Regions from separate parts of the Mus musculus genome. Here all the other regions are linked to region 1. A link is a loop called in an ENCODE intact Hi-C map of the cell type or tissue named here. Cell type or tissue: heart. All regions are shown on one strand. Region 1 has its middle 51 kb from the start of Gm40820. Region 2 has its middle 11 kb from the start of 4930505A04Rik. Region 3 holds the start of 4930505A04Rik (RIKEN cDNA 4930505A04 gene). Region 4 has its middle 23 kb from the start of Gm40820. Region 5 overlaps Sptbn1 (spectrin beta, non-erythrocytic 1). Region 6 overlaps Acyp2 (acylphosphatase 2, muscle type).

Region 1 (5,000 bases):
GTGACTTGCTGCAAGATGCACTGGTGCAATAGTGCACAAAGCTTATAGGAGTAACCAACCAACACCTGATTTGAGTTAAGACTCATTCCATGAGATACAACCCATAACCAATGCTGCTTAAGTGGCCAAGAACCTGAGACTAGATAGGGCAGACACCTAGGGGAAACCAGCTGCTACTGTTCTGCTAAACTCTCAACTTTCTTGATGCTATGACTCTTTAAGGCAGTTCCTCATGTTGTGGTGACCTCAAACCCAAAATTATTTTCATTGATATTTCATAAGTGGAACTTTTATGAATCATAATGTGAGTAGTTTTGGAGAAGTTTCCCAAAGGATCATGACCCATAAGTTGAGAGCCACTGTGCTAAAGGAATGTAACAGTAAAATGATTTCTAATGATATTCTTCTATACTCATAGATCAGTGTCTTGCTTAGCCTTCATCAGAGATGCTTCCTCTTACAGCAGATGGGAACAAACATAGAGACCCACAGGTAGACAATATGCAGAGGGAGAGAAACCTTGCAACATTCAACCCTAAAGGGGATGTATTCATCGAATCTCTTCCCACAGGGCTCAGTGAACCCCACAGAAGAGGAGGCAGAAAGATGTAGGAGCCAGAGAGGATGGAGGAGGACACCAAGAAATCAAGGCTTTCTGACACAAGAGGGCTGGTGCACACATTAACTAACAGAAACTGTGACACCATGCACAGGTCTGCATCAGACAGAGTGCCAGCATTGAGATGGGAAGGAGAGACAGCCCCATCCCTAACCCAGAAGCTTCTCCAAGTGATAGCCACTTACAAATGAAAGAATTAGATAAACAACTATTAAGGGCAGGTAGATGGCCAACACAAAATGAACTCAATGGCATCTTTGGAGGTTCTTTGTCTCAGAATATTGAGTCAGGGTTTCCCCTACCCCCACCTCCCATCACAAGTATTGAGTGCACGCACACACACACACACACACACACACACACACACACACTCTTCTGGTTTTATGTTTTTATGTGATTCCTGTATGTGTGTGAATGTGTGCCTCTGTGTCTATATGCATTTTTTGTGCCTTTTCTATGTCTCTTTTTCTAGCTTGGTTGTTTTGTACTGTTTGAATTTGTTTGTTTTTATTTTATCTTATTCGTCTTCCTCAGATGCCTGCTTGTTTTCTAAAAAGAGATGGAAATGGTGTGGTTCTGGATGGGAGGTGGGGAACTGGGAGGAGTCAGGGGAGGGGAACCTGTATCAGAATGTATTGTATGTAAAAAAAAGTCATTAAAAATAATCATCCATTTTGTGTCGGGCGTGGTAGCATAAGCCCTAAAAGTGATATGTTTTTATTAGAAAAGATAGTTTTGAATCATAAATTAAAGAAGCCATTATTAAGTGCTAACCTCAGTGCTTCTGCTCAGTTAAAGAACCTGATTCCACTGAAATGGGCAACTACCCAGAGGTTTGCAGAAGAACAACAAGGACTTCTTTTGTATTGTAGTCACTTATTCAAAGATTTTAATTCACTAGTCTACATGTTCATGGCTTAATCATGCTGTGAGCATCAGAACTCCTGACAGCTCTGATCTTCCTGACGTCTGCCCCACACCCCATCCTGTCTGGTGCCTGAGCATGCACATCACCAGTGTGCTGTATCATCAACCTTCTTCTCACTTTCTATTTTGAGGCAGGATCTAGCTAGTTGTGCAGAATGGCCTTGAACTTGTGTCCTTCCTGTAGTAACCTCTCAAACTAGCTGGATTTTCAGGACTGATCCACCAGGCCTGGTAAAATTTCTTCTAGTGAAAATATCATCCTGGTCTTTCTTTTTTTTTTCCCAATATTTTTTTATTACGTATTTTCCTCAATTACATTTCCAATGGTATCCCAAAAGTCCCCCATACCCTCCCCCACGCATGAAGGAATTAAACATTGGTGGATTCATGACTGAGTAGGGAGGGACAGATCAGAACCATTCCCAGTGAATCTATTCCAAGTTGAAAAGCCAAATTCAGTCCCCAGAGATCATGCACTCACGTCCTTCCTTCTGGCTATTCTTGCTGCAGCAGGAAGTCCAGGAGGACCTCCTGTTCTGAGGCAGATCATTAGGGTAGGGATCAGTCAGAAAGCTTAAAGATGAAGTAGAAGAAGCTCCCAAGACTCGTGTGACCTGTCTAGATCCTTCCTCACTAAGTCTCTTTATAGACCTTTGAACTGGTGTTGAAGTCCAGGCTTTCTCATAGAGAATTAATGATATGCATATTTACTTTGTAAGGTGTACAGACATTTCAGTTTTATTCTTGTCTCCTTTTAGTGCTCCAAAGACATTTCCTGGCCAAACTATTGACTAGAAATAGCCCAGTCACTTTTCTTTCTGACTAAGACAAGCACTCATGTTTGAAGAACCATTTACTTCTGTCATTTTCTTTTGTTTTTGTTTGTTTGTTTGTTTTGGTTTTTTGGTTTTTTTTGAGACAGAGTCTCCCTGTGTACCTCTGTGGAACTCACTATGTAGACATGTCTCAAACTCAAAGAAATCCACCTGCTTCTGTCTCCTGAGTGCTGGGTTAAAGTTGTATACCACCACCATACATGGCTCATTTATCTTAAAGGCCTGGTAACAAATATTTATGAAGTAAATTAAAAAGAAAGAATCAGGATTTTATTCTGTTCCACCTCATATCTTTTACTAAATACATTGCACATGTAGGAAAAATGGGCATGTAGACACTTGCTCTGGCTAATCTCAGCCCTATGCGTGATGTGTTGTATACAAGCCTTAATCTCTTTCCTAGCTGTGAGCAGGACTTTGAGGTGAATGTTTGTTACTGTAATATAGTTTCTATGCACTGTAATACAGTACATCTGTATTGTAGTGCCTATGCTTATCAAGGGCATTACCAATGTTTTGGACCAGAGAATTACTTGTTTGCTGGGCTCTCCTTTCCACTGAAGGAAGAATTTAGTAGCATTCTGTCCCTTATCAGCCACCTAACAGTAGGATATGATAAAGAAAGATGTTTTTAGATATTGACATATGTCCCTAGGGTGGAAAGGGACTATTAGTTAGAAACCACTTTTTTATTTTACATGAACAATGACAGGGTGGGGGGATTTAAATCAGTAATAAAATTTTGCCTAGCATGAGGAAGACCCCAACTTCAACCCTCTGTTGTAGAAAATAAAAACAAATATGAATAAAACATAGTTTTATTTAAACAATATTTTAAGCAATATTAAAATTGATAAAAACCACATGTCGTGGTGTGTGTGTATGTGTGTGTTTTCTATTAATATTCTACTACAAGGACATACTGGCCTTTCCCCTGAGTAGTAAGGCTTTTGTTTATGGGAACAATAGTTGTTATTTTGGAGCAGAGATTTCTAGGTTATTAAAGTTTCCAAACATAATATTTGATTTCTGTGTAACAGAAAATAGAAAAACAAAACACTTAAATGGCCACAGTCCTCACCTTAATGGACTCTAATGTTAAAAATTAATGAGGTGGCTCATGAGTTAAGGCATTCACTGCTAACGCCAATGCCTTCAGTTTGATCTCTTGGACCCACATGTTGGAAGGAGACCAGGTTCTTGAAATTGTCCTCTGATCTCTGCATGTGCACCATGGCATACTTAAACACAAGACCCCTCTCCCACAAAAGGAATAAAAAATAAAATTAATAAAATAGGGTTGACAAGAAGGCTCAGCAGGTTAAAGCACTTGATGCACAAGCCTGACGATCTGAGCTCAATCTCCAGAACCCACATGCAGATGGAAGGAGAGGCCTGATTCTATAAAGTTGTCTTTTGATCTCTCTTTTTTTTTTTTTGCACACACACACACACACACACACACGCACAGAGAGACAGAGACAGAGACAGAGAGACAGAGACAGAGAGACAGAGACAGAGAGAGACAGAAAGAGAGACACAGAGAGAGAGAGACAGAGAGAGAGAGACAGAGACAGAGACAGAGAGAGAGAACAAACCAGCAAAGTAAATTAATAAATGCACATGGTAAATGCACAATTGATATAGGAAGGCAAGAATGGCCAACATGTCTTGCTCTGGTTGTAATCACCAGTTTTCCCAAAGCTCTATAGTAAGGAAAACATAAACTTCCCTTGGGAGAACTGGAATCATGAGGGTGAACCTTATGTGGAAACAGGATGGTGGTGGCTTGAGGCTAAAGCCAGTTCCAAGAAAATTAAAAGGGAAGCCCTTTGCTTTCCCTAAGAGCTCCGCTTTATCCCAGAGTACACTTGGCTGTATAACTTGGAAATTTAGCTGGTTTTAGTTTGAATATGATACTTTGAACTTAAGAACAAGCCAGCTGAGACTAGTTCTTTGGCAGTGAGCTCTGTCCCCATCTTTTTCAAGGCTGACCTGTTGTGTCTGTGCCAGGGACTCATTTCAGGCCTTTTCCCTGGGTACACAGGCAGCCACTCTCTGCTTGCATGGCTCGTTGTTCTGGGGGAACAATTCAGCCTTTGTCACCATGCTGAGGTTCTCCAGGCAGGCCTCTGGGAATGGATACAGGTTTCTAGTGACTCCAGCACCCATCAGTACTGCTTGAAAGGTGCTGCTGGGCTCCATATTTCCTTAATGAGCTGCCTACTCGAAAGAGACCTGAATGTGTTTGATCTTCCAAAGCACTTGAGGCTCCTGATCTAAAAGTGCAGATGTAAGGAAGAAGTTTTAGCATTCTCTTAGCATGACTTTCATCCACTGAAAGAGGCCCTTTATGTGCTGTAGGCACTGACACCGTAAAGTTCAGAAACACACAACTATACAGGGCCACTTGTATGAGGCCAAAGATATTTAGGAACACAGAGTTTTCTTTTATCATTAACTGTGAACTTTTATGACATTTTCCCGCCTGATTGTTCATTCACTTGCTCATGCAGAAACATTAATTAACCAACAGTGGCATCCTGAACAGTTTTGGAGCATTGTGTGGGAATGTCTGAGGGAGCATAGCAGAGTGGCTAAGAGTATCAAAACATGAA
Region 2 (5,000 bases), 120 kb after region 1:
TTTGTAGTCACACATAAAAACCATTATTGTATTCCTTAGAGAGTCTTCACATTTTAAACATGATAATTAAATGCTCTTTTAAGCTGAACACTTAAGTCTTTAACACCTGCCCATAAATTTTACTTAGATCCCTTTCTTTGATGGTGCAACTTGCCATCTCTGTAATTTCCAGGGGAGGAGTACTATTATTTATTGAACTTTGAGATTAGGCCCATGTTGAAATCCTTGTTTTGTGTGTTTGAAGAACCTGTTTAAATTCTTCCAGCCTTCAATTTTGAATATTTTGGTTGTTAATTAAAAAAAAAAAAAAGATCTGAACTCAGTGGTTCATTCCTTTAATCCAAACATCAGGAGGTAAAGGCAGAAGATTCAAGGACAGGCTGAGCTGTCTGGTGGCATCTTCAAGGCCTGCCTGAGCTAAGTGCACCTTCTCTCAAAAAATCAAGGACTGAGATTAGAGTGCTCATTCAGCAACCAAAAAATAATCTTAAAATGAAAGATATTAATAGACCATTTAGGATTAGTTGGTGGGCAATGCTCTTATAACCACTAGAACAAGAGAGGACCATACGCTGCCCATGAGTCTTCTGCCTGAAATGCAGTGTTCAGAACATTGGCTGGAAGACTCGGAAGCTAGGCTCACATGGATTACAGAGCTTCAGGCTAGCCTGTGCTATACAGACAACAGATTGTCCTCTGCCTCTCCCTCTCACACACACACCATGGCACAAGCTTGGGTAGGTGCAAAACCACCCACTCAAAATGTTATAAAAATTATTTTTAAAAACGTTCACCCCCAAACCCAAACAAAATAAGCATGCAATAAGTATTTCTTTCTGCCACCCTCACTGCCCTCACCTGGTCTAAAGGTGGCCAGCTAGAAAGTGAAGCTTCAGTCATTTGCTTTGTGCCAATTTTCTTCCTTTCAGACTTCATGGCCTCTCACTTACACTTGCTACCTCTTGCTCTAAATCCTGTGAATAACAACGGGACATGATATCCCCAGCAAGGCCTTTCTCATGTAGACTAGGTTGGAATGATTAGGAGCACTGTGTTGTGAGATTCAGTTTTAAATCAGTTTAGTCATAGAGTTAGAAAATTAAAATCAAATTGTGTGATGAATGAATGGTGAGTGAGGCCTGAGGCCTGAAGGCCTTGACAGTGGAGATTGTTAGCTATTTGGTAATGGCTGCAAAGGGTTAATTAAGTGTGCTGCATCCATTGTGAAAAGCCTGAGTTCACAGTATGCTCTGATGAATAATATACAGGTGCTGAGGTCAGCTGAAAAGAAGCAATAATAATTCAAGAATAAGTATGTAATCGCAAAGGCTATGACTTCAGTTTGTGACTTTATGTCATGCCACAGTTTGACACTTGGCCACAGAGCTGATGAACCGTAGTGACTATTTTGATATGGGTGAATCGATACCTTTCTTCTGTAACACAAGTAAAGTTGAGAGATAACAAAATTCCCTTAAAGAGAAAAAAAAAAGGCTAAAAGTATGAGCATGCCTAAAGAATTACAGTTGAGAGCTTCAAGAAGACAGGGGGCTGCTTGATTGATAGCATAGTTTACCTCTGATGCCTCCTACGCCAATGCCATTCTTTGGAAACTCCTACTGCAAATTAAGCTTCCACCAGTCTTTTAAACTATTAGTCTATCCCATCCTTCTTCTTTATATAATTGTGTGTTTCAGGTTGACATTAATTACTGCAGCCTTTATTTGTCTCTCCAGATTTTGGAAACTCAGCTACAATTTGAATCCTGTTATAATAGGCCTGAGGTGAACTACGTAACCGATTTAAGTTTCCCTTTTTGTTGCTTTCTCTTCCAACTGATGAGGATTGAATAATTGGCTATAAACTCAGGAAAAGAAATCTTAGAAGCTTTTCTTATATATTAAGAGAAGAAGAGCTGGGCATGGTGGCTCATGCCTTTGATTCCAGCACTCAGGAGGCAGAGGCAGGCTGATCTCTGAGTTTCAGGCCAGCCTGGGCTACAGAGTGAGTTCCAGGACAGCCAGAGCTGTTACACAGAGAAATTCTGTCAGGAAACCAAAGCCAAAACCCAAAATCCAAAGAAGAAGAAGAAAAAGAAGAGGAGGAGGGGGCTGGTGAGATGGCTCAGTGGGTAAGAGTACCCGACTGCTCTTCCGAAGGTCCGGAGTTCAAGTCCCAGCAACCACATGGTGGCTCACAACCATCTGTAACAAGATCTGACGCCCTCTTCTGGAGTGTCTGAAGACAGCTACAGTGTACTTACATATAAAATAAATCTTTAAAATTTTTTGTTACCCAAGAATAGCTTTAGGGAGTGTCATAGATGACCATTGCTCCTGTGTTAGTAATGGTCAAGTGGGTCTGCAGAGAAGCTTCAGTCAGCAGCCAGAGTAAAGGAGAGTATGTGCTTCCCTGATGGAAATGCTAATTCAGACCACTCTTTTTGTTTGTTCTTCCTGAGACCACTGGAAAACCTGACCCCTCTGAGCCTCTGGCTTTACTGTCCACAGGGGTATCATCATTTAACCTGACTGTTGGGTAAAGTTTAGGAAATAGTTCCATGGGAAAGAGCTTTGTGAAACTGCTACAAAAATTCCTTTCCTGTGAGGGGTATGTAAGTAACACTCCTCTCTTCAAGGTCCCAAGGACAGACAAATCAAGGCATGATTCCAACACATTTCCCCTTGATGGGAACAATAAGTTCATTAGATTTACAGGGTAGTGGGTGAGAGTTACAGGCTGGAGCAGCCACAGGAAGGTCTGCACTCAGCATGGACAATGAGTCCCACGTTGCCTCATAGAAGTAACCATCGTCCCTAGTCCTTCCCAGCCTACGTTCTCTGGTCCCTTCTCCAGACAATGAGCAATTAAGGCAGAATTGCATATGAAACTGGTCCAGAGGAGTGACTGAACACTCCTGCCAAGATCCATGACTCTCCCCACTCCTTCTCTGACAGAATGTTGACCTTCATCAAGGAATGCTGGGATGACCCTTTGTGAGCAGACCCAGCTGCACTCCTGAAGGTGGCCACAGTTTGGCTGGGAAGATAATTCTGCAGAACAGACGCTGGCTTTGTTTAAGAACATATATCACTTATTCAGTCTAATGTAGGTGGTTCTAGTGTTCTAACCTCATCCTCCTGGCAGGAGTTTCAGAGTGAGTGCTCCCCATGTTTGTGTCCGTTGATGTGTACTTTGATGGGCAGTTGCCCTGCAAAGCTAGTATTTCCTTATTGTTTATACTTTAGGTTCTATTTGCTCACTGAGCTTCTGACTAATGTTCATTTTAAAGTAGATATCACTTCTGCAAGAATCTTAGGCTGAGGACAGTTCCCTCCCAATATAATCTACATCAGACTCATATTTATCTCTTTAAACATGAGCGTGAGTCATATAAAAGATAGACCCAAATAACTCATTTTAGATTTTTGTTTTCGTTTCAATATGGGTTTCATTAGTTTGGATGAGAACAGAATAGAAATATATAATGATTCTAAGTATATTACTTTTCTAATGAATGTTTGAGGTTTTTGGAATACATGAAGGCCATATAATTCCATTCTAGGCGTGATTTACAGCTGTCACACCAACTTTTTTCTATCACTTTTGTTCATATGTGGTAATTTGAGATTTGTGTTACAATCCATGATGACTGCTCTCCATACTTTGTATGTTCACATTCTCTGAAGAAATTTATGCTCATTTTGCTTAGATGAGGTATAGACAGAACTGAAACCTTGTTCTGTATTTTTAATATTCTCCCTTGCTTCTCATTGAGCATAGCAGCTACACACTGGGTCCTTTAGACAATGTCTTTTAGGTATCGTCTTATCTGCCAGTTGATCCTGACTACAGACCTTTCCTCATAGGGTTTTCTTGAAGCTCAGGCATGGTGGCCTTGGCGTGCTACCTGGTAAATAGTAAGCACTGCCAGCCGCTGTTTGCAAATATGTTTGAAAGCCTACAGGGTCTCTTTATCCCTGAGGGGCCCGGCTCCAGGAATAGTACTGGTCTCAATGGTTAAGTAAATGAAGTTTTACACAATACTCTCCTTTTCTACTAGACCACTGGTATCTCCCTATTTCTGGAATTTTTCTCAAGGAGTTATAGTTATTAGATATGCTAAGGCCTTTGGTGATAGGCAAAAATTTGTTTTTTTCTTTTCCCACAGGCTGTATCTATTTTCTTGGCTGCTGTTCAGCCTCTTTTGTCTTGAACTTCCCAGAAAGGCCCACACATCTCCAGATCAGATCCTTTGCTCCAGATGATGTGTTCTTTTCCCATAAACAGCACTCAGTCGAGCTTTACACTGCCAGTCTGATTAAACCTATTTTGAATACTTTCAATATAAGTTGAGAAGAGAAACTCGTTTTAGCCTTACTTGTTGTGTTGGAAGGAAACTGGGGCTCCTTTTTCCAGCACCCCTCTCACCACCTATACTTTTACTTGTTTAAGGTCTCATGTGGTCTTCACACTCCTGCCTCGACCTCCCATGCTCTGGGATTATAGGTCTCTACCATCACACAAAATTTGATGCTGTGCTAGAGATTGCACTAAAGCTGTGAGCTATGCCCCCAACCCCTGGCTACTTTATCTATTGGAAACAAACTTGCTAATAAATTTGACAGCATTAGACTCTGACAGGGAGAGTACTAGAGAGTACTACCAGCTCAGAGACAGCACACACCCTTACCCTGTTCTTTCTAAAGGGCTTGTCAGGACCCTCCTTCACCATCTTAGTTCTGTTTCCTGGTGTCGTCAGGGAGCCAAATTCAAGCAGCTAGAGATCTGGATGGAGAGAGCAGGTCACAGAAGAGAAGTTCACTCATTCCTCCCCTAACTCAGAGTCTGTCATCTCTTCATCTGAATGTCTATAACCCAGCTAAGGAAATCATAGCTTTGTTTGCTATTTGACTATAATTTCTAGTTTATACAATTCTTTGGCAAAGAATTCTAGAAGACAGAGTTTACATGTAAAAACAAATCCCTAGTACTGTTCT
Region 3 (5,000 bases), 110 kb after region 1:
TTAACAGAGACCCACAATTGGCCTATGTGCTGTGAATCAGAGACTTCAAAATAATCAATTTTAAGTGGGACATTGTACTGACGGCTCAGAGATTTGAAAGATTGTCAACAACCAGAAGTGTTAGGTGACTACGAATGTTTCTTAGACACACCTGGAGAGCTACACATATGAACTCACAGTGTTTCTGACAGCATGCACAAGACCTGTGCAAACTCAACCAGACAAATCCCAGCATGGAAGGGGCTATATGGGCACAAAGTCCCACCCCTACCCAAGGGGCTATTGGTAAATGAGAGTTGCTAGGCTCAAAGAGTTGGGTTTTGTTTTTGTTTGCTTTGTTTTGTTTTGTTTTGTTTTAATGGTGTGACCCTGGTAGGATGACTATGCTCCAGGGCAGGCCCCACACCCAAGAGTATTTGGGTGACACTAACTGGACTCAACGGGTTAAAAAAGAAGAGAAAAGGAATCAGTGAGAGCCCATGAAGCTGGGTAGATAGGAAGGGGCGGGTGGGTTTGGCAGGCATTAGGGTGGGGGGAAATATGATCTAAATACATTGTATGGTATCTTCAAAAAAATAATAACGTGGTTAAAACAATAACAACAAAGATTCTAGATTTATACTGACAAATGGGTAGTTTTGCCTTATCCGCAACCCTTAAAATATACCTATTACCTTACTTCAAAATGAATCCAGTCCATCATTTCTATTGTAATCTTTCAGTTAACAATCTCGGATAGCTTTCCATTACACTTATAGTAAAACCTAGTCTCCTGATTATATTGAGTGTGCACTGAGGCAGCTAATCTCTTCAATCTCATTCAAGCGTCTTCCCTGTTTTCACTTCTTTTCTCCTCAGGGCACCTGCTCATGCTCTTCCTTCTCCAGCACCACTGGTTTTTCCCAGCTCCCCAGCATCACTTGGGTATCAGTTGAAAAATTTCCCAGATACTTCCTAGAGTCCCCTCCCCATGATGCTCTAGGCGTGTACATTCTTTTGTGGCTCTTACTATAACTCAAATTGTATTTATCTAGCTCTTTGTCTTTACTAAGCACCAGAAATACCCTTATGGATCAATATAAGTTCCATGCAGTGGTGACTATTAGTTCACTGATCACTGCTTGCCTGACACCCATATTCTGTTCAGCTTAGGTAAATGCTTTGTGTTGTACTCTTTATATACTTCAGGTGAATGTCCTAGACTTATTTTTCCACTCTGCCTTTGCTTCAGCTGTACACCCTTAACCCTCACTCCATTCCACATAAAAACATTTTTCAGATTCTTTGTGATCTTATTTCCTTGATTTGTAACAAAAATTGCTGCTTTGCAAAGGATTTAGAAGAACTGATTACTAGAAAAGTGTAAGCAACTTCTAAGATGTTTCTATTATATTCTCAGATCTGTGTATTTACTTAAAAGCTGTAACTTTCTGGTCTGAACTCCTTGGTCTCTGCTTTCTCCATCTGTTTCTCATGGTTGAACACCAACACATCTGTATCAGATCCTTGAAGGAAAGGACTGTAGGTGTTGGTTTACACATTTATGCATTTACTTGGTTCTGTATTTCAAGGTGTGGATGGCTACAGATAAATAAATGCGAAATGCCTGATTCTGTAGAAACATCTTTGTACAATGAAACACCTTATACAGACAAAACACTAATGTGCCTGAGACCCTAGGTTCTATATCAGCAATGCAAACAGTAGCAACAAAACAGAAAGCAGTCAGGCTTGGCTTGGAACCTCTGCCACTTAATATCTAAGGTTCCATTCCTTGATTTATATGAAAGAACAATAGCTATTGTAACTGATGTGAGAAAAAGAGCACTGCTAATGCATTCAGCGGGTCTCTACATGCCAGGTGCTACATGAAGCTCTGAGGATACAGCAGGGAAACAGATGAAAACTCCTGTCTTCACGGGGATTACATTCTAGGGAAGGCAGAGAAGAAATGAAATGGGGCATACACAGTCTATTAGATGGTGCCACATGATAACGACAATTTCCAGCGAGGAAGAGGCATGTAGGTATGTGGGAGGAGAGGCTACGTTTGGGACAGGGTATTTGTGAAGGTGGTAATTGAAAAAAGCAAGGGAGGGATGGGTACAAATTAAGGATATTTGAGGAAGGAACATTCTAGCAGAACCAACTGTAACTGCCAAAACTCTTATCAGAAATGTGTCCATCTTTAGACATAAAGCATGGTCTCCCAAATTATCAGTCAAACACATCTAAAGGTATCAAATAGTAATCTTTGAGGCTTGTTCTTAGGAACTTGTTTCAACCAGTTAGCTGTATGCAGGTGCCAGGGTGATCTAGAGGGCCGTAGCAGGTGTGGTGCGGCAGGCGCAGCCTTGGCTTTACTGTATGTACCCTGTGGAAAACATATTTTTTCCCCTTTTAAAAAGAGGCCATGTTGAAAAGGCTGCAGAGACTAGGGAAGCAAAGCGATGGCTGTATCCATGAGAAGCTGGTACTCGAGACTGAGTGAGGACAAGAGAGGAAGCAATGAACAGTGGAGTATGGATAATTTCAACATTGGAGCCGACAGAATTTGCTGACGAGTTAAATGTGAGGTATGAAGAGTGATTATTTCATGATGGCTTCAAGAAAGCTCAGTAAACGCTGCACTAGGAAAAAAAAAAAAAAAGATACTGTAATCACTCAAACCTTGGAAAGCAGGGGAGGAAACCTATTGGATGTATGTGGCCTGGATCTTATGTGCTGAGCCACTCCCTTAATCTTTTGCAAGAAATAGAAAAGGTTTTCAGAAGGGAAAATAGAAAGCTGAACCCTGGCACTTACTGCTGCTTCTCCTCTCCCTCCATGGCCCCCTCCAGCCTGCCACGTGGCAGCTAGGAGTGTCAAGAGAGAACACTGACCTATTCTTGCTAGAAAGGGGCTCCAGAGCGCTGCCACTGTGACTCCAGCGTTGCTAGGCGACTGAGAGCTCAGGAAGAAAAACACAAGCGACTGGGGACTGTGCGCAAGCGCAGTAAGTGTGCTCTGTTGGGCTTTCGCAGCTGGGTGTGGCTTGCTTCAATCCGGGAGGGAAAGAGTCCCTTGGTTTTTAACTACAGCCTTAGGTTGGACAGTGAGTTTGAAGTTGTAGAGCCCTAAACCTAGTGGGGAATCAGCCCAAAACCTAGTGGGGAGCCAGCCCTGTTGGGTTTGAGGAGTGAGCAAGGAAGGCTTCCAGGTCTCCCCCGCTGCCCGTGGAAACCTGTTTTCCATGAGCACTTCAGAGCTGTGCAAGTCCCGATTCTCATGGGGAAGCTTGGCTATCACTTTTTGACAGAATCTGAAGCTTTAAAATAGAACAAAGGAACGCTGCTCTGCAAATGAGGCTACCTGTAGTTTGTGCATCTGCCCTGTCTGAGCGAGGGTTCAGGAGACTGCAGGTTTAGGCAGACTCCCAGCTTGCATGGCTGCACTTTTCCAAAAGCCCAAGCTCCAGGGAAAAGACCTGGACGATCATCTAGCACCTTGAGCCTGGAAATTTTTACTCCATTTTCCAGTTTCCACTACCAGAGCCAAATGCCCTTGGCACGTGTGATAACTAAACCGTTTTTCTGTATAGGAAAGGAAATGGGGTTAGAGATGTTTCTATTGAACTGAACTCTGCTGTGTATGAGGAATGTGCATAAGCATGGGAAGCCAAAGTCATTTTGTAAATTTATATTCGCGTGGGACAGATGTGGGGTAGTGGAGGCTGGCCTTTTACTCAGGTCCTAAAGTCCTGTTAGGGAGAAGAGATTGTGGATACATTTGACATCCAGCAACCTACATACTTGAGTGTGGACTGTATGTGTCTCTGAATAGGGAGTTATGGGTCACCAAATATGAGGGAAATGGCTTGGAGAACCAGAAAGCTAGGAAGGGAGGGGATGGCATGCATGTTTGCTGAGCCAAGCATTCATTGGACCCACTATCCACAGGGAGAAACGTAGTTGAATCCTAACCATCAAACTGATTATGCACATAGGCCCTGGGAGCAACTGGTGTTTGCCTTGTGGATTCACCTCTTGCTAGCTTGTACATAAGGGAGACATTTAGTATCTCAGAGCCTAAAATTCTTCATTCACAAAATCTGAAAATGCCTAGTGAACTGGCTGGCTTGGTGGTTAACTTTACGTAAGCTAGAGTCATTAGACAGGGAGGAGCCTCAGTTGAAATGCTTCCATGAGATCCAGCTATAAGGCATTTTCTCAATTAGTGATCAATGGAGGAGGGAACAGCCCATTATGGGTGGTGCCATTCCTGGGCTGGTGGTCCTGGGTTCTGTAGGAAAGAAGACTAAATAAGCCTTGTGAAACAAGCCAGTAAGCAGCACCCTTTATGGCCTCTGCATCAGCTCCTACTTCCAGGTTCCTGCCCTGCTTGAGTTCTTATCCTGACTTCCTTTGGTGATAAACAGTGATGTGGACGTGTAAACCAAATAAACTCTTTCCCCACCAACTTGCTTTATGGTTATGGTGTATTGTGTAGCAATAAGACCACAACTGAGAGATCCAGAGTTACTGTCAAGTATAGATATAGATTCACTGTTCTAAGAGCAGTGGCTTACTGCTTTATTTTATGACCTTCATGCCACATGCCAATGAAACTTTTCAGTCATGAAGAATGAGGTTGGGGCTGAAGAGATGGCTCAGAGGTTAAGGGCACTGGTTGCTCTTCCAGAAGTCCTAAGTTCAATTCCCAGCAACCACATGGTGGCTCACGACCATCTGTGAAGGGATCTGATGCCCTGTTCTGGTGTGTCTGAGGACAGCTGCAGTGTACTCATATACCTAAAATAAATAAATAATTCTTTTTAAAAAAATTCTTTAAAAAAATGAAAGAATGAGGTTATGTTGTTTGAAAGAAAAACGGATGCAAGTAAAGAGAATCACTTATTATAAGTCTCCGATAAAAATTATATATATATGTGTATATATGTTTACATACACACACACACACATATATATATATATATATATATATATATATATATATATATA
Region 4 (5,000 bases), 74 kb before region 1:
GAATGTAAAGGCTTCAATAGAAACAGTTGCCACTGGGATTTGATTGCTGCTGCTCATGGGCTCTGGGAAGTGGCTATGCAAACAGCCCAAAATAGTGGCGCAGTGAACTTGTGGAGGAAATACCTAATATCCTACATGGAGACCCAGGCTGGGCAGCATTTGAATGGATGTGTTCTAAGAGAGAGGGATTGGAAGACCCCCTCATTCCTTAGAACCACATCCCAGCAAAAAGTCTCTCCAAATTCTGACTGCTGTTAGAAACCACACAGGGAGACTCTCGTTTTCCTTAGCTTAGGGCTTCCTTAACAAAATGTAAAACAAAAACATCTCAGAATGATGTAGCATGGCACACTCTTCTTATGTGTCCATATGACTAAGGGACAGAAGGTTTTGGAGATGAAATGTGTCTGCATGAACGAGATAGAGGAAGAACTTGCCTACCGTGTGTTCTTCAGGAGACAGTGCTATTACTGTAGGTGAGGATCTGGAATCAGATACCTGCCAGTTGGCCAGTGGCACCCTCAGGGTTCTCCTTATGCCTCACCCTAAAGGAGTGCTCTAGGGTCTAAGCTGCAGGCAGTGGCTCCAGTGGCAGTGGGTGTTGAGCTGAGGACAGAGCTGTTAATTCTCAGAGACAGCATTGTGAAAGAACTGAGCTACTTAGTAGCTCCCCGTGGCTAGTGTGTCTTTCTGTATGAGCAAGCGACTTCTTATGGAGGCTCAAACCTCTCCAGACATTTACGGAATTAACATTCCAAGCTAATTCCGAAACCCAGCCCAGTCCTGAGAGGCTGCCAATGTACAGGGCTGCAGAAACTCCTCAGTGAAGAAAGCAATCCCTGGACCTCAGGAGAGGAGCCAGCCAGGAGCCCTCTCTGATCCCCTACTCTCTGCTACTACGGACACCCTGCCCAGAGATGCAGATGTAAGGTTGTTTTTGTTTGTTTGTTTTTCTTTCACCTTTCTAAGTGGCTCTCAAAAGCCTTTTAACAGACAAGAATGGAGGTTATCCCAGGACAGAACTCCTAGTTTATATTCATCAGATTACACTTGGCTGAGAGAACAGTTGCAGTTGGAAGCAGAATGCTGGGACTTAAGCACTGTGTGTGCTTTAGCTAGTCAGAGGGTCCTGAATTCCAGGAAGAAGGTTATAACAACTAACATTCACAGTTTATTGTCTGCCAGATGTTGCCATAAGGCTATTACATTATTGATAACAACACTTGGAGACAGGTACCATTTGAATCCTTCCATCTAACAGATGAGAAAGCTAAGGCACAAAAAACAAACAAACAAACAAAAAAACCAACTTGCCCAACGGCCAAGGCAGTAATTATAATTTAAATGCTCGTGATAAGTGTTATTGTGATTGTTCTCAGTTTGCAGACAAGAAAATGGAGTTTTAGTTGTCCAAGTATTTATCCAAGTTTGCACAATGTGAAGGGGTGGGTGGAATGGTCTACCTTTAACACTTAGGGACTTCAGCCAAGGTCATAGTACATAAACATAAATATACATATGAAGCTAATATTTAAATGTCTTCTGACTTCTTACATTGTCAGATAACAGCTGGAAGTCCACTCCAAAAGAATTTTCAGATGCAAACCATAAAGAGGCACTAGACATGGGCAGTCTGGCCCCAGCCCCTGGTGGAACAGACTTCTTTCCTGTATCTTGCTTTTGGGTATTACAGCAGTACCGTCCACTTTGGACATGGTCTCTGCAAACAGCTGACCCCAGGTTATCCCCAAATCCAGTGAACCTATACATCTTTGGGACTATTAAGTTAGGAAGAAAAGGGGCTGGTTGTCATCAGCAGGGAATTCTGGTCTCTGACCTGGACCATGAGTCTTGAGATACAGGTTCCAGGAGAATGTTTCTTGATGTGACTTTACTTAAAGCTTCCAAGATGGTCAGAGTGGTGCCCCAGGGTCTCATAATGAAAAGCTTCTTCAGAGGGTATGGGGTGAGAGTAAAGGCTTTTCTTATGTCCCAAGTTCAGTATCCTTGCTCTAGACAACTCCTGTACTATCATTCCTGTCTGAGCCATTGCCCACGGTTTTCAGGGGATCCGAAGTGAGTAGAGGCAACTATGGAAAGTCTGAAAGTCGGGGTGGGGCAGGGTTGTGAGGGGAGCAAGCGAGCTTGAGAGATTTCCTTTCTCCCACCCACACACTTCCTCTTTCCCACTGGCTCCTGCCTCCGGTCAGGGCTACACAAACACTGTTAGAGCAGATCCAAGTCAGGCCACACCCTTTCCTTGTTTACAGACGAACAGGAGGCAGAGAATGGGAATGGGAGACGCCCTGAAATGATTCTCTCAAAAACCGTTATTCTTAGCCAGGAATGAAGACTTCTTAAAAATTAACTGGCCCAGAGCAAAGCTCTTTCTTCCACAAAATTTTAGGGTAACAAGGGGGCCTGCATGCATGGCCAGCCTCTTGTCTCTGAAGCCACTTCCTAGCACCTGGCATGGACTATTTACACGGACTTAATCCTGTCAGTCTGTCAAGGATTCTAAATTTAGGTTCCATACATAAATACAATTTCCTGTGGTGTCTATTATAATTAAAATGTTCCATGGGCTTACTTTTGTGTTTGTTGGTGTTCAAATGAGGGACAAGCTACCGATTTATAGAACCAAATCTCCACACCCACTAACAAACACCTTCAAGCCCCCAGCATTCATTGCTGAGGAACAGGAGGCACTGGCTGTGGATCCAGATTGTGGCAGTGCTGAGGCCTTGTATCGAGTTCCACTAATTCCTGAATTATTCTCTCCTCCTCAGCTGCTAATGCTGTAGCACAGGAGAAATAAAGAGAGAGATCCTGTCTGTTTGAATACAAGAACTTTGGAATCCTGCTTCTGAACCCTAGAAACATTCCACACCAGCAGAAAAGAAAACGCAATGCTCTGTCAGGAAGGCAGGGCTAGAATGGGGCAGACAGTGATCAGATCAGCCAAAGAACAGGAACCAGAAAAGGGAGAGCAGTAAAGAATTGATCTTTCTTCCTTCTTATCTCTCTATCCACATCTGGTCTTCCCTCCCTTCCCCTCTTCTCTTTATACTTCTCTTTTCTCTTCCTTCCACCCATTCCCTCTTGCCCACCCTCCCTTTCTTCGCCCTCCCTCACTGTCTCAACACCACCTACCCTACTCCTTTAAATTCCCAGTGGCTTCCCAAGCAGCTTGGTTTGAGTCAGATGTCCATGTTCTGTTTAATCAGCTGTGACTTGAGGAATGGTGACAAGCACTGTTCCTATCTTGTGGCAAGAGAGAAGTCCTCAGATAAGCAGGAGTAGGCTTGCTCTGGAGAAGGATGTAGTCTGTCCCATCATGTAGCATGCACTTACTATAATGTTTTTATCACAACTACTTCCCTACTGCCCTAGCTCTGGATAATAAGCAGCCTGGGTCAGGCTTCTCACCTGCGCTTCTGCTGTTCAATGAAGCCACACTGAGGGAAAATCAAGACAAAATCCTTATCAAAGTCTCTTCTAATTCCCTACAAAGAAGAAATATTGTATAGAAGCCATCATGACCACAGCTTAGCCCTGTGCTTGGCTGGGCTGTTTGGCACAGGCATAGAATACTATTATTGTCAACCCAGCTCACTTTCCCCTATCTGAGCTGGGTCACAACTAGTACTGTGTTTACTCCATTTGTTCCTAATGCAAAACAATAGCCAGTTCTACCATCTGAAATATCATAAACCTCTCAGTTCATAAATTCTAGACTGGGTTATGTGAGGAATTTCTGGCAGATCCACCAAGAAACCCAGCCAATCTAGATGTTAGAGGAATGTCATGAGTTTGTCGCCAAGTAAGAACATTAACACTTCACCCATATTCCAGAGGAATATAGTCATTCTGCAAATGAGTCTTTGGGGAATGGTCAATATCACCATTACATGCCTTAAGAAATGTGGAAATGTGTATTTGATTTCCTTGATATATGGGTTTATAGGGAAAAAAATGCTCATTGTAAACTAAATTTGTAATCTGTACTGCCAGATTTGCGCACTCTTTCTTTCTTTCCTTCCTTCCTTCCTTCCTTCCTTCCTTCCTTCCTTCCTTCCTTCCTTTCTTTCTTTCTTTCTTTCTTTCTTTCTTTCTTTCTTTCTTTCTTTCTTTCTTTCCCTCCCTTTCCCTCCCTTTCCCTTCCCTTCCCTTCCCTTCCCTTCCCTTCCCTTCCCTTCCCTTCCCTTCCCTTCCCTTCCCTTCCCTTCCCTTCCCTTCCCTTCCCTTCCCTTCCCTTCCCTTCCCTTCCCTTCCCTTCCCTTCCCTTCTCTTCCACTTCCTTCCTTTCCACTTCTTTTCTTCTTTGTGGGCAGGGCAGGGAAGGCTTCCTGTATCCTGGTCTGGTTTTAAACTTCAATTCACTATGTAGCCCAGAATGACCTTGAACACTTTTGGTCCTCCTAGCTGCCTTCACCTCCCAAGTGCTGGGATTATAAGTGTGGAACACTGCACCCAACTAATTTCCATTAACACACAAACACACACATACACACACACTTCTTATAAGACTAATTAAAGACAAATTTTGTAACAAAGCTAAAACACCCTTGCAGTATGTTGAACTTGTCACTTGTCACCCTGGGCTTTGTGTAGGCAAGGATACCTGCAAATGCAAACCACCCACAAAGTTACATATTTATCAAAACATTATGACTTGTTTTTTTGCAGTTTGATTGTGTAGTTCAGTTGTGAGTGAACTTAGTATATGACAACATCACAGTGCAATGTCAAAAGATTGGCCATGTCTGGGTGTAAGCTAAAAAGTGGGGAGAGTATTTAGGTTGTGAAACATGGAGTCAGAGGGCCATAAGAGGACATGATGCAATGTTGGTATTAGTGATGGCTTGCTTTGGTTGTGACTTAAGCCAGAGGTAGTCAGGAATGGTTCTAGAAAGGGAGAACTGGGACCAGGTCATAAAGGTACTTTGGCCAGGCTGAAGGACTGGAATGATCTAGAACAATGTGGAACCTATAGAATA
Region 5 (5,000 bases), 200 kb before region 1:
GGCTGGCCCTGAACTGATAGCAATCTTGTGGTCTGTCTTCAGATTACTGGGACTATAGAAAGGTTCTACTACCATTCCCAGCTAAGATTACATCCCCATTCTTACCAGATTCTTAGTCAATTGTGCTAACACAATAGCTTGCCACCAGAGATGGTAATGGTACAATTTCCAACCAAGTTAAATGCAGACTTGGGTTCAAAGCAGTAAAAGGAGTTATAAGACTGGAAGGGGGATGACGAGGTAATCACCATGAAGACCTGTCCCATGGCTAGCGAATCTGAAATTCAGTCAGTCAAGTTCTGTGTCTCATGTAAGTTCCCATATACTTAGTAAACTAAGTTTATCTAGGAAAACAAAAAGTTAAAAAGTGACCAAAAAAAAAAAAAGATTATAAAGAAGGAAAGAGCAGACTACAGTGTGCTTTGTATTGAAGAATTCAGAATAATTTCAAGTCTAGCCACCACGTCTTTACTCTGATCCCTTCTCTTCCCTCTGATCCAGTTTTTGCATCACTATTGAGCACTGGCCCACAGTGCTTTTTCAGAGATTACCTACTGCACTGACAGATTTTTGCTTCCTGGGGGACCAAGGGGCCTTCCTGAAGGTATCATGTTGTTGAGAGACTTCTCTAGTGCTTCAGCCCTGTGCAAATCTAGTTCATCACGTGAGCTCACACGCAAGCACCTTCCTTCCCCGACCTTTGAACTGCTGCTCTCACTACAAAGGCATCTTCCTTGCTCTAATTTTTTTCTTTAAGAAGTAAGCCAAGATGACCTGCTGAGGGAAGTCCTACTGGGTTTCAGTAATCACAATTCCATTATCTGTTACTTTTTCAGTCTGTATCCAGTGTCCTCTTCTCTCTACCAGCCTATAACCTCTTCAGGGTAAAAGCTCCATTTGTCACCTGTTTAGAGCCTTACCCACCCACTGGGCAGGGCAGCCACACAACAAACTTCACAAGCACTTTTAGTGTCCAAGAAGGATGTTCTTTTAGGGAGGAGGGTGTTGAGACATTGTTTCCCTGAGTAACAGAGCCCTGGCTGCCCTGAACTTTGTACACCAGGCTGGCCTCAAACTCACTGCCTCTGCCTCTCCCGTGCTGCTATTAAAACCATGAGCCATCCGGCCCAGGAAAAAGGAATATTCTTAATACATCTTCTGCAGCTAGTTAGTGGTTCCCTGGAAATCACAGAGGGAAGAAATCTCTAAGCACAGAAACATAGTCTAAGTAATTAAATATTATTGTGGTGCAATAAACCTCTCACAATTGAAATGTTTTCTAATTGTTCTTTAATGTCTAAAATGTAAATACAATTAGATAAAGATGTCTAAAAAACAAACCTACAGAGTTTGACAATTCTTGTTTTGAACTGTTACTTATACCTGTAAAGCCACAAAATATACAAATATACATATATATGTATATATATGTACACATATATATACATATATATATAAACTGTGCTATTTTAACACAGGAGAATATTTACATAGGAGCTGAAGAGATGGCTGCATGATTAAGAACATTAGCTGTTCTTTCAACAGACCCAGATTCAAGTCTGAGCACCCACATGGAAACTCACAACTGTAACTCTATTTCAGGATATTCCCTGACACCCTCTACTAGCATTACATGATGCACAGACATACATTCAGGCAAAACACCCACTTATATAAGATAATAAAACTTAAAAATTAATATAGTGCTAGTCAAATGGTTCAGCAAATAAAAGCACTGCTACTTGGCCTGATATCTAAATCTAACAGCCCCCTCCCCATATGATAGGAGAGGATTGGTTTCCTCAAGTTCTTATGACCTCCACATATAAACTATGGCATCTACAAAGTCACCTCTAAGTACACACACATATACACACACACACATCAAATAAAAATTTTAAATGTAATCAATAAAACAACTGGTGCTGGAGAGATGACCCAGCAGTTAAGAGCAGTTAAGAACCAGGGTTTTGTCTCCAGTACCCACATGGGGGCTCACAACAATCCGTAACTCCAGTCCTAGGGGATTCAACACCTTCTTTTGACCTCCTTGGACAACAGGCATGCATGTGATACGCATAGATAAAACACTGGGAAAACACTCATACAAATAAAAATATAAAATAAAGCAAAACAGAAAACATTAACAAGATCCAAACAAGGCCAACTGTCATAAGACTAAAAATTTCAAGGACTTATCCATAAAAGCAAAACCTTCCCCACCTCCTCCCTTTTTTAAGGAGGTTGAGAGATCCCAATGAAAGACAAGAAGGGATGGAGATCTTGCTGTTCCTGGAGCAGCATGCACAACGACATAGCAGGAAACCACAAACAAGCAACTGGTCCTACTGATAAGAGCAGCAGCTGCTCTAAGGCAACAGGAGGAAGGAAACTCATCTTCTGACTAGAGTACTCCCTGGGGCTGGTCTGGAGCCTGCAATTCACGTTTGCTGGTTGGCATATAAATAGAACCTGAGTTAAATTTTTTTCCTAACAGTCCCCCAGGACGAACAAAACACACACGTAAACATCTATTCTGAAAGTCCAAGCAGGACTAGGAATGTAGAACACTTGTTTAAGCATTCCTAGGGCCCTACAATTAACACAGTATCACCACAAATCCAAAATGGCACATGCAGCCGATCTGCAGACTATAAAACGAGCTATGAGCTCTATATAACACCTGCACCCTGCATCAGAGGTACAAGCCCATGGACAGAGGGCAGAGTCTGTCTTCTGAGGAGCGCAGCAAGGACAGATACTTTGCAGCTATAAACCCTGAAAGCACACTGAACCCCTCTATGTCCCTGCCAGTTCTACTTCAAAGTGAACCCCTTAAAATCATAATTTATAAGAAGCCAAGACTGTGGAGCAAGTTGGAATTATGGCCACAGCTTCCTCTGAAAATAAGTGGTAGAGAAATGGAACTACCACTGAAAATAAGACCCAGGAGACAATGTGAATTAACAACAGTGTATAGTGCCCAAGTCAGAACTACGTAAAAGGTGTGTAGTTACAGACAAGACTCCATGTGAAATGTTTAGAAGCATTCACGAAGATGGTTCCCTTCAAAACTGCTTCACTTGAAGAAAACTATATTGTAAAGCTGGCAATCCACTGCTTTCTGTCTACACAAAGCATAGCAGGCTGAAGTAGCCAGAGAAAAAAGGCAGGAGGACAGAGGAGCAGCCACTGTTCCTGTGCACCAGTGGAAGCTGTGTTAGGCGCTACCTCCACTAACTCTGTCTCAGGGTTAATTTCAGGAGGAAACTGAGACACCAGTGTTTTGGGTAATTCACCAGAACCCCAAAGAACCTCAAAAGCCTGCTCACACACCACAATGCCCAGGGAAAACAGATACTACTAATTAGCTTGCCAAAGCAAGAGGAAAACAGGAACACAGCTATCCGTCTCCAGCCAGTTTATGATTTTAAGGATCAAATCCATGGAGGGGAGGGACAAAGAAAACATACAGGACTAAGAAGATGATAGTCTGTCCTGACTTCCATCTCCAGCACCCATGTGAAAGACTGCGTGTGGTGGCATGTCCTTGTAGCACTGGGGAGACACAAAGAGGTCAGCTGTGGGTCTTGCTGGCCAGCCAGTCTAGCCTTAAGTAGTAAGTGCTGGGGTCAAATAAAAGGTCTCAAAAATGAGGTGGATGGCACACAAAAAATGACAGCTGAGGTTGTCCTCTGGAGCCCACAATCAATGTTCACACATGTTGTATCTATCTACATACACAAAAGAACAAATTACACACGAAAACCTTAAAGTATCAAGTTAACATAGGTGTCAGTAAACTTCAGCCTATAGCCTATTTTTGTATAACCTAGGAGAAGCTAGAATATCCTGCACCCCTAACTCCATAGCCCCAGTAGAAGAGATTGAATGCAGAGCCTCAATATATGCTAGGCAAACACTCTACCACTAAGCTTTCCCCTCTGCTTTCTGAGAAAGGGCATCACTTATTGCCTTAGAGTCAGTATGTAGCCCAGGCAAGCCTTGAATTTATCAGTCCTCCCGCTTCAGCCTCCTAAGTAGTTGTTATGCACCACCAGACATATTTAGCTTCACGTTTTGAAGGGACTGTTTAAAGAAGAAGGTGATGCACTTCAAAAATCCTTGAGGCCCACAAAAGCCTAGATTGGTAATCATCCTGTCCTTTATAGAAGTCTGCATTTTAGGTTTAAACACTTTGAGAATATTGTTAGTACCACAATCATCAGCTTTCCCTTTCAAGTCAACCTCAACTTAGCAAATATGCACTCTGGGCTAGTCAGAAACAAGGCATCGTATCAGATGCCACTTCAACCTTCTCTGTTAAGCCAGTTGATGCTCCATAGTGACGTGCATTTTTAGTTTTGTTACTGTAACAGTACCCACAGGCAAAAGACGGACTTGGGGTCTCTTCCTCACCCATCTGGCTACCTGACCTGTCAGAGCCCAGCGCAGCACCTGCACCCTAAAGAGGATTAACAAGAGCTATGATACTCAAGGCTGGCTTTAGTAACTGACTGCATTCTTTCTCTGAAGGGTATTATGTTCCATCACCAAACCCTCCCAGGAAGAAGGGTGAAATGGATTTCAAGGTGAATAGAAAGTAATTTGTAACAGCCATAAATATTAGGGCAAACTTTCAACATACACAAACAGCAGATCCTTAGTTATTAAGTTAGATGACAGAATGCTATTACTGAAACAGCAAAGATGAAACCCAAAGGTAGCCTAATGTCAGCACATGTAGGCTGGGTGGGAGTGAGAGGGCTATGTGTTGTAATTTTCCTAAGTAATGATGTTTTCTAAGAAGCAATTAAGGGGTCCGTGAGATGGCTCAGCAGGTAAGGACACTTGCTGCCAAACCTGATGCTCTGAGTTTGATGCCTGGAACCAACTCCTCCGGGTTGTGTTTTGACCTCTGGCATACATTCACACACATAAAATGCAAAGAACTAAACTCTAAACCAACCTATCATGTGGCGCACACATATACAGACAAG
Region 6 (5,000 bases), 150 kb after region 1:
AGGGGATGTGGGGCTGTTTAGAAAATGTTCCAACTTGTAATAAGGACACATGCTCCACTATGTTCATAGCAGCCTTATTTATAATAGCCAGAAGCTACAGAAAATATGCTACATTTACACAATGGAGTACTACTCAGCTATGAAAAACAATGAATTTATAAATTCTTAGGCAAATGGATGGATCTGGAGGATAGAATCCTGAGTGAGGTAACCCAATCACAAAAGAACACACATGGTATGTACTCAGTGATAAGTGGGTATTAGCCCAGAAACTTAGAATACCCAAGATACAATTTGCAAAACACATGAAACTCAAGAAGGAAGACCAAAGTGTGGATACTTTGTTCCTTCTTAGAATGGGGAACAAAATACCTATGGAAGGAGTTATAGTGACAAAGTTTGGAGCTGATATGGAAGGAATGACCATCCAGAGACTGCCTCACCTGGGGATCCATCCCATAAACAACCACCAAACCCAGACACTATTGCATATGCCAGCAAGATTTTGCTGACAGGACCCTGATATAGCTGTCTCATATGAGGATATGCCAGTGCCTGGCAAATACAGAAGTGGATGCTTACAGTTATCTATTAAATGGAATACAGGGCCCACAATGAAGGAGCTAAAGAAAGTACTCAAGGAGCTAGAGGGGTCTGCAACTCTATAGGAGGAACAACAATATGAACTAACCAGTACCCCCCAGAGCTTGTGTCTCTAGGTGAATATGTAGCATCCCTATCAGGCCATCAAAGGGAAGAGAGGCTCTTGGTCTTGTGAAGATTATATGCCCCAGAACAGGGGAATGCCAGGGCCAGGAAGTGGGAGTGGGTGGCTTTGGGAGCAGAGCTTGGGGGAGGGTATAGGGGACTTTCTGGATAGCATTTGAAATGTAAATGGAGAAAATATCTAATAAGAAAATGTAAAAAAGAACCAAATAAAAAACCCCCCAAAACCAATATTTTATAAGAAAGCTCTATGATTTATAGCACAGTTTTTGTCTTTGAAACAGGATAATGTGTGTGTGTGTGTGTGTGTGTGTGTGTGTGTGTGTGTGTGGTGTGTGTGTGTGTGTACAGAAAACCAATCTATAATTAAAGGAACTCAGGACATTTCATGCTGTAAACTCAGGTTGAAAACTGCCCTATTAACCTACCATTGAGCAAAGTTACAGAAAGTAAAGTCTATGGAGAAATCACATACGGAAACAGCACCAGCAACACTGCCTCCCCTGTGTTTCAAGTGAGTATTACCTGCAGAAAGTAGGAGTGTGTGAGTTCCTAGGTGATGTGAAAACTGCTATCTAACTACTACCCTTGACTGAAACAAGGAGATGAAATTAAAGCACTAGAAAGCTAACATTAGCAATAATTCATAGCAGTTCTATTTCCTGGAACTCAAGTGGAATTATCCTTTCAGATATCTCTGAAGTGAAAAAGCAGACAGTAAGAAAAGACAGCAAATGAATTAGAAGCTAATGTGGTACTTGCCAATCTCAACCTTTTGAGCTAGCATTCATAGTGGAAAGACAGTGCATAACATTTGTGTTATTCTTGCTTATCAAACAGGCCTCTTTATTCAGTTATATGTGAATAAATATTTTATTATAAAAATAAATTTTTAAATAGTATTTTGATAACATGCCAAAAAATTTGTCCAGGAAACCCCAAATCATGCACAATTAACCTGAAACTAGATTCTTCATCTTTAAAAAGAGAGTCCTACTACTGTCATCACAGAGATCATGGAAAGGCTGAAGACCGTGTTTGGTTGTGAATCACTTAATCGAACATCTAGGTCACATAGTAGGCTCTTAATAAGTGTTACTGAAGTCAAGTGTCCACTGCCTTTTCTCATTTAGAAAGCTCTGGGATCTCCAGAGTTATGTACTTCTAGGGAAATTCCATCCCCAAGGCCCCCTAGTCTTGGCAGAAGCACTTCTCAGCTGTAGCGTAGACTGTCCTGTCACCCAGCATCTTCAAATTAGTAAGTCTGGGAAACTATCCTGGGATAATTCAGGTCAAAGTTCAAAATTCATGTAGATATCACTGACTGTAAAAGCCTAAATTACATTTGAAATCTTAAGTCCAAGGCAATTCAGGGAAATGTAGCTCCTAACTTTGTTGGGTCTGAAATAAAAGAACAGCAAAAGGAGTTTGGACTGGAAGTTGAGGAGGTAAACATACCGTGCTACTGTTGTTCAATAAAACCATATGCTATGGGATTCAGAAGTAGTAGATGTCTTTTGTTTGTTACTAGTGTTCAGTTTTTACTCTCTAATTTTGCCGGAGCCAGCTCCTCATATCTGAAGGAACTCCAGCATCGTTGAGTCAACTGAATAGAAGCAGAAACATACAGGTAAAGGAACTTCCAAATGCTGCTGGGACCAAGTAAAAAGTAAACTGAAGAGTGGTTTGTGAACCTTCGCAAGACAGCATTACTGATGCGGTTTGAGTGGAAACCAGGTTAGAACTGTTTGAGGGGTGATGGTGGAGCAAGAAATGGAGACAGCAAGAACAGACAAAGCTCCTGAGCTGTCTGACTATAGAAGGGGAGACACTGTAGAAGAAGAGACAGAACAGCTTCAGAGAGCTTCGGGGTTCTGCTGATGGCCAGTCCAGCCAGCCTAGATTTCGAATTCAATACCTTTGGATATCTCTGAACATCCTGTCCCAGAAGTGTACTGAGGAGGGCTGTATTAAGGACACACAGTTCAGTATGTTCTCTGTCCCAGATATGTTAAGATCTATTCCTACAGGAAGGAAGCCAAATGAAAAAATGAGTTGGCCAGACACTCTTGTATTTTTAACCTTTACCCTGACTTTTCCATTTTCCTCAAAAAAAATGCTCTTAAGCAAATTGAGGCTAATGCCATTAGCAGATGGAGGACTATTAGCCAGTTTAGAGTCAAGTGCAAGCCCACCCATAGCAGAGGTCCTACGGTAAGCATCTTTATGGACTTCTTCCTAGCTCTATTTTGTGCTCCTCCCTTATTTTCATTCTTAAGTATCCACTCTCTTGTTAGCAGCTTAATATGTTCTTACACATCATTTTAAAATCTATATGGAAGAAAACAACAGTATAATAGATATATAAAGATATGATCCCTTCCCCTTCCCTGATACTAATTCTGTAACTGTCTCAATGGAAACCACAGGTTATCTATAGACTTGTGTTTTATGACCAACTTTGCTAGAGACCCTTTTCCACTAAAGGAAGGAACACAATGTTCTTCTATCACAAAAACATGTAGTTTTAGGACAGTGGGCTCTGCAATCGCAATCCAGCTCTTGGTCCAGAAAGACTGGAGTCAGACTGGACTGATTCTCCGAGGGCTGTGCCTGTGTGCAAGCAGACGCATCCCCTTGGCAATCAATCACTCTGAAAACAGTTTGCAGACAAAGGAATCTCATGTCCTAACAGATAGTTTGTACAAAATCATTATGTGCATACTTACACTTTTATTTTCAATCATTCATTCAGCCCCACATGTGTCAAGCTAAATATGTCACATTCTGCCCCAAATGTGTCATAGTCAGCTCCAAATGCATGAAATAGTGAAAACACAATTTAAGCCCAGCATTGAGGCAAATACCCAGTTAACATGTGCTTCATTTCCAGGGAAACTTGGGTCTCCTGGGCAGAAATTATAAAGAAAAATACTAAAAATTTATAGCAAGATAATTTTAGCTTAGGATATTATAGCTTACTTTTAGACCTAGGATATAAATCAAGAAGCATATAAACAAAAACCATAAAAAGGATGCTTGCTTGCCTCTGTTACAACTCACTTATTCGAAAAAAGAAAATAATTAGCTTGTAGGGCCTAATTACTCTTTTATAACTTTTGTTTAAATACATTTAATTGAATTTGTCTAGAGAAAAAAAATACAGAACTTGAAGCATTTTCCACAATCATGTTGATTTTTCCATCAAAGCTCCTGGCTTTCTCACCAGGCATTCTAATTTGTAATAATACGGTCCTATTTTTCATTTTAGGCTTTACCCCATAGTTCCAGAGTCTAGAATTAACCCCTATATCACAAAACTGAGCACAGGAGCTTCTCCAAACCCTCCTATGACTTCTGTCACATACTCTCTTGCTGTTCTAGTTCTAAGATAAATTTTGTTTAGCCTCCACTATCAATTCATCTGTACCTGTCTTGGGTATTGTTCATCTCATAGCCTATTTACCCACATAGTTATTTATGTTCACATAAAACCTATGAATGATGCATCTGTGAACCATGCATTGTGCACTCTGGTACCACCATTGACATAGTTTATATATGCTACTTAATTTCAGATAAATTGAATTCATTTAGGTAAGAAGCTTTCTGAAACCGGAAGTGTGAGATTTTTGGGAATTGAAATCGAACCTTTTGTTTTAAGCTGTAACAACAAGGTTAATTATAACTGGACTCTGTGGTGCCAATGATCCTTCTTAGTGGGAGTTCTTTTTACTTTGCTGAGACCTTTGGCTTAATTCATCTCCCTCTTTACTCCCTGACTTAGCAGGAAAGCTTTAGATAGATGTATGCCCACTGAGTCCACTTGATTGTTCAGATCTATCACCTCTACCTGCTTCCATGCCTCTGCCCATTCTCATACCCCTTACCCAATGTGTTCTCTTGCATCCTAGAACCTGCCAGGATGTCAATAGTTATAGGTTGTTAGCCATCTGTACAGCCCATCAACTTTGGTTTGAATTTTATTTTCATGTCTCTCTTCTTTTTCATCCTTATCACACCCAAAGTCAAGCTCTTATCTGTTTGCCAGAAATACAAATTAAACTTGCTTCTGAGGCACAGAGAAGTCTTAGCAACTGCTGTGGAAGACTTGAAATTTGTCCCTTTCCTACCAGTGTTTGGCTCCATACATCTTTTATTGTTGGATCTCATTGAGTTGCAGTGAAGTCTCAGAAAGAAAGTAAAAACCAAAAATCACAATTTGTATATCATCTTTATTACAGTTAAAATTTATCTTAAAATAGCCACAAAAG

What was found. Peaks named below come from ENCODE experiments on the same cell type or tissue, not always from the same donor. Only the 100,000 strongest peaks of a DNase experiment are listed, where the experiment ranks them.
Region 2: a loop joins it to region 1, with 2.0 times the contacts of the local background. A loop is called at or near these places in 3 of 42 quality-filtered maps.
Region 3: a loop joins it to region 1, with 1.8 times the contacts of the local background. A loop is called at or near these places in 4 of 42 quality-filtered maps.
Region 4: a loop joins it to region 1, with 7 times the contacts of the local background. A loop is called at or near these places in 8 of 42 quality-filtered maps.
Region 5: a loop joins it to region 1, with 7 times the contacts of the local background. A loop is called at or near these places in 3 of 42 quality-filtered maps.
Region 6: it touches region 1 in a loop (6-fold over the local background); 2 of 42 quality-filtered maps call a loop at or near these places.

Annotation. Positions count from the first base shown.
Region 1 is chr11:30,363,144-30,368,143 of GRCm38, forward strand. No RefSeq gene overlaps it. Among named protein-coding and RNA genes, the nearest start is that of Gm40820, 51 kb to the left of the region's middle. In heart, no CTCF peak of the experiment used is centred here; DNase peaks (open chromatin) are centred at 1,628, 2,028 and 4,438.
Region 2 is chr11:30,480,550-30,485,549 of GRCm38, forward strand. No RefSeq gene overlaps it. Among named protein-coding and RNA genes, the nearest start is that of 4930505A04Rik, 11 kb to the left of the region's middle. In heart, no CTCF peak of the experiment used is centred here; no DNase peak of the experiment used is centred here.
Region 3 is chr11:30,468,937-30,473,936 of GRCm38, forward strand. It overlaps 4930505A04Rik (RIKEN cDNA 4930505A04 gene), which reads right to left and starts at 2,893. Exons shown (of 5, transcript NM_001100394.1): 1 at 2,806-2,893. The coding sequence starts at 2,828. In heart, no CTCF peak of the experiment used is centred here; a DNase peak (open chromatin) is centred at 2,935; H3K4me3 peaks cover 1,044 bases; H3K27ac peaks cover 1,830 bases.
Region 4 is chr11:30,289,171-30,294,170 of GRCm38, forward strand. No RefSeq gene overlaps it. Among named protein-coding and RNA genes, the nearest start is that of Gm40820, 23 kb to the right of the region's middle. In heart, no CTCF peak of the experiment used is centred here; DNase peaks (open chromatin) are centred at 811 and 2,171; H3K27ac peaks cover 1,709 bases.
Region 5 is chr11:30,164,031-30,169,030 of GRCm38, forward strand. All of the region lies in intron 1 of Sptbn1 (spectrin beta, non-erythrocytic 1), which reads right to left. Among named protein-coding and RNA genes, the nearest start is that of Sptbn1, 53 kb to the right of the region's middle. In heart, no CTCF peak of the experiment used is centred here; DNase peaks (open chromatin) are centred at 971 and 2,371; H3K27ac peaks cover 2,778 bases.
Region 6 is chr11:30,514,618-30,519,617 of GRCm38, forward strand. The region is part of intron 3 of Acyp2 (acylphosphatase 2, muscle type); the gene reads right to left. Among named protein-coding and RNA genes, the nearest start is that of 4930505A04Rik, 45 kb to the left of the region's middle. In heart, no CTCF peak of the experiment used is centred here; a DNase peak (open chromatin) is centred at 2,674.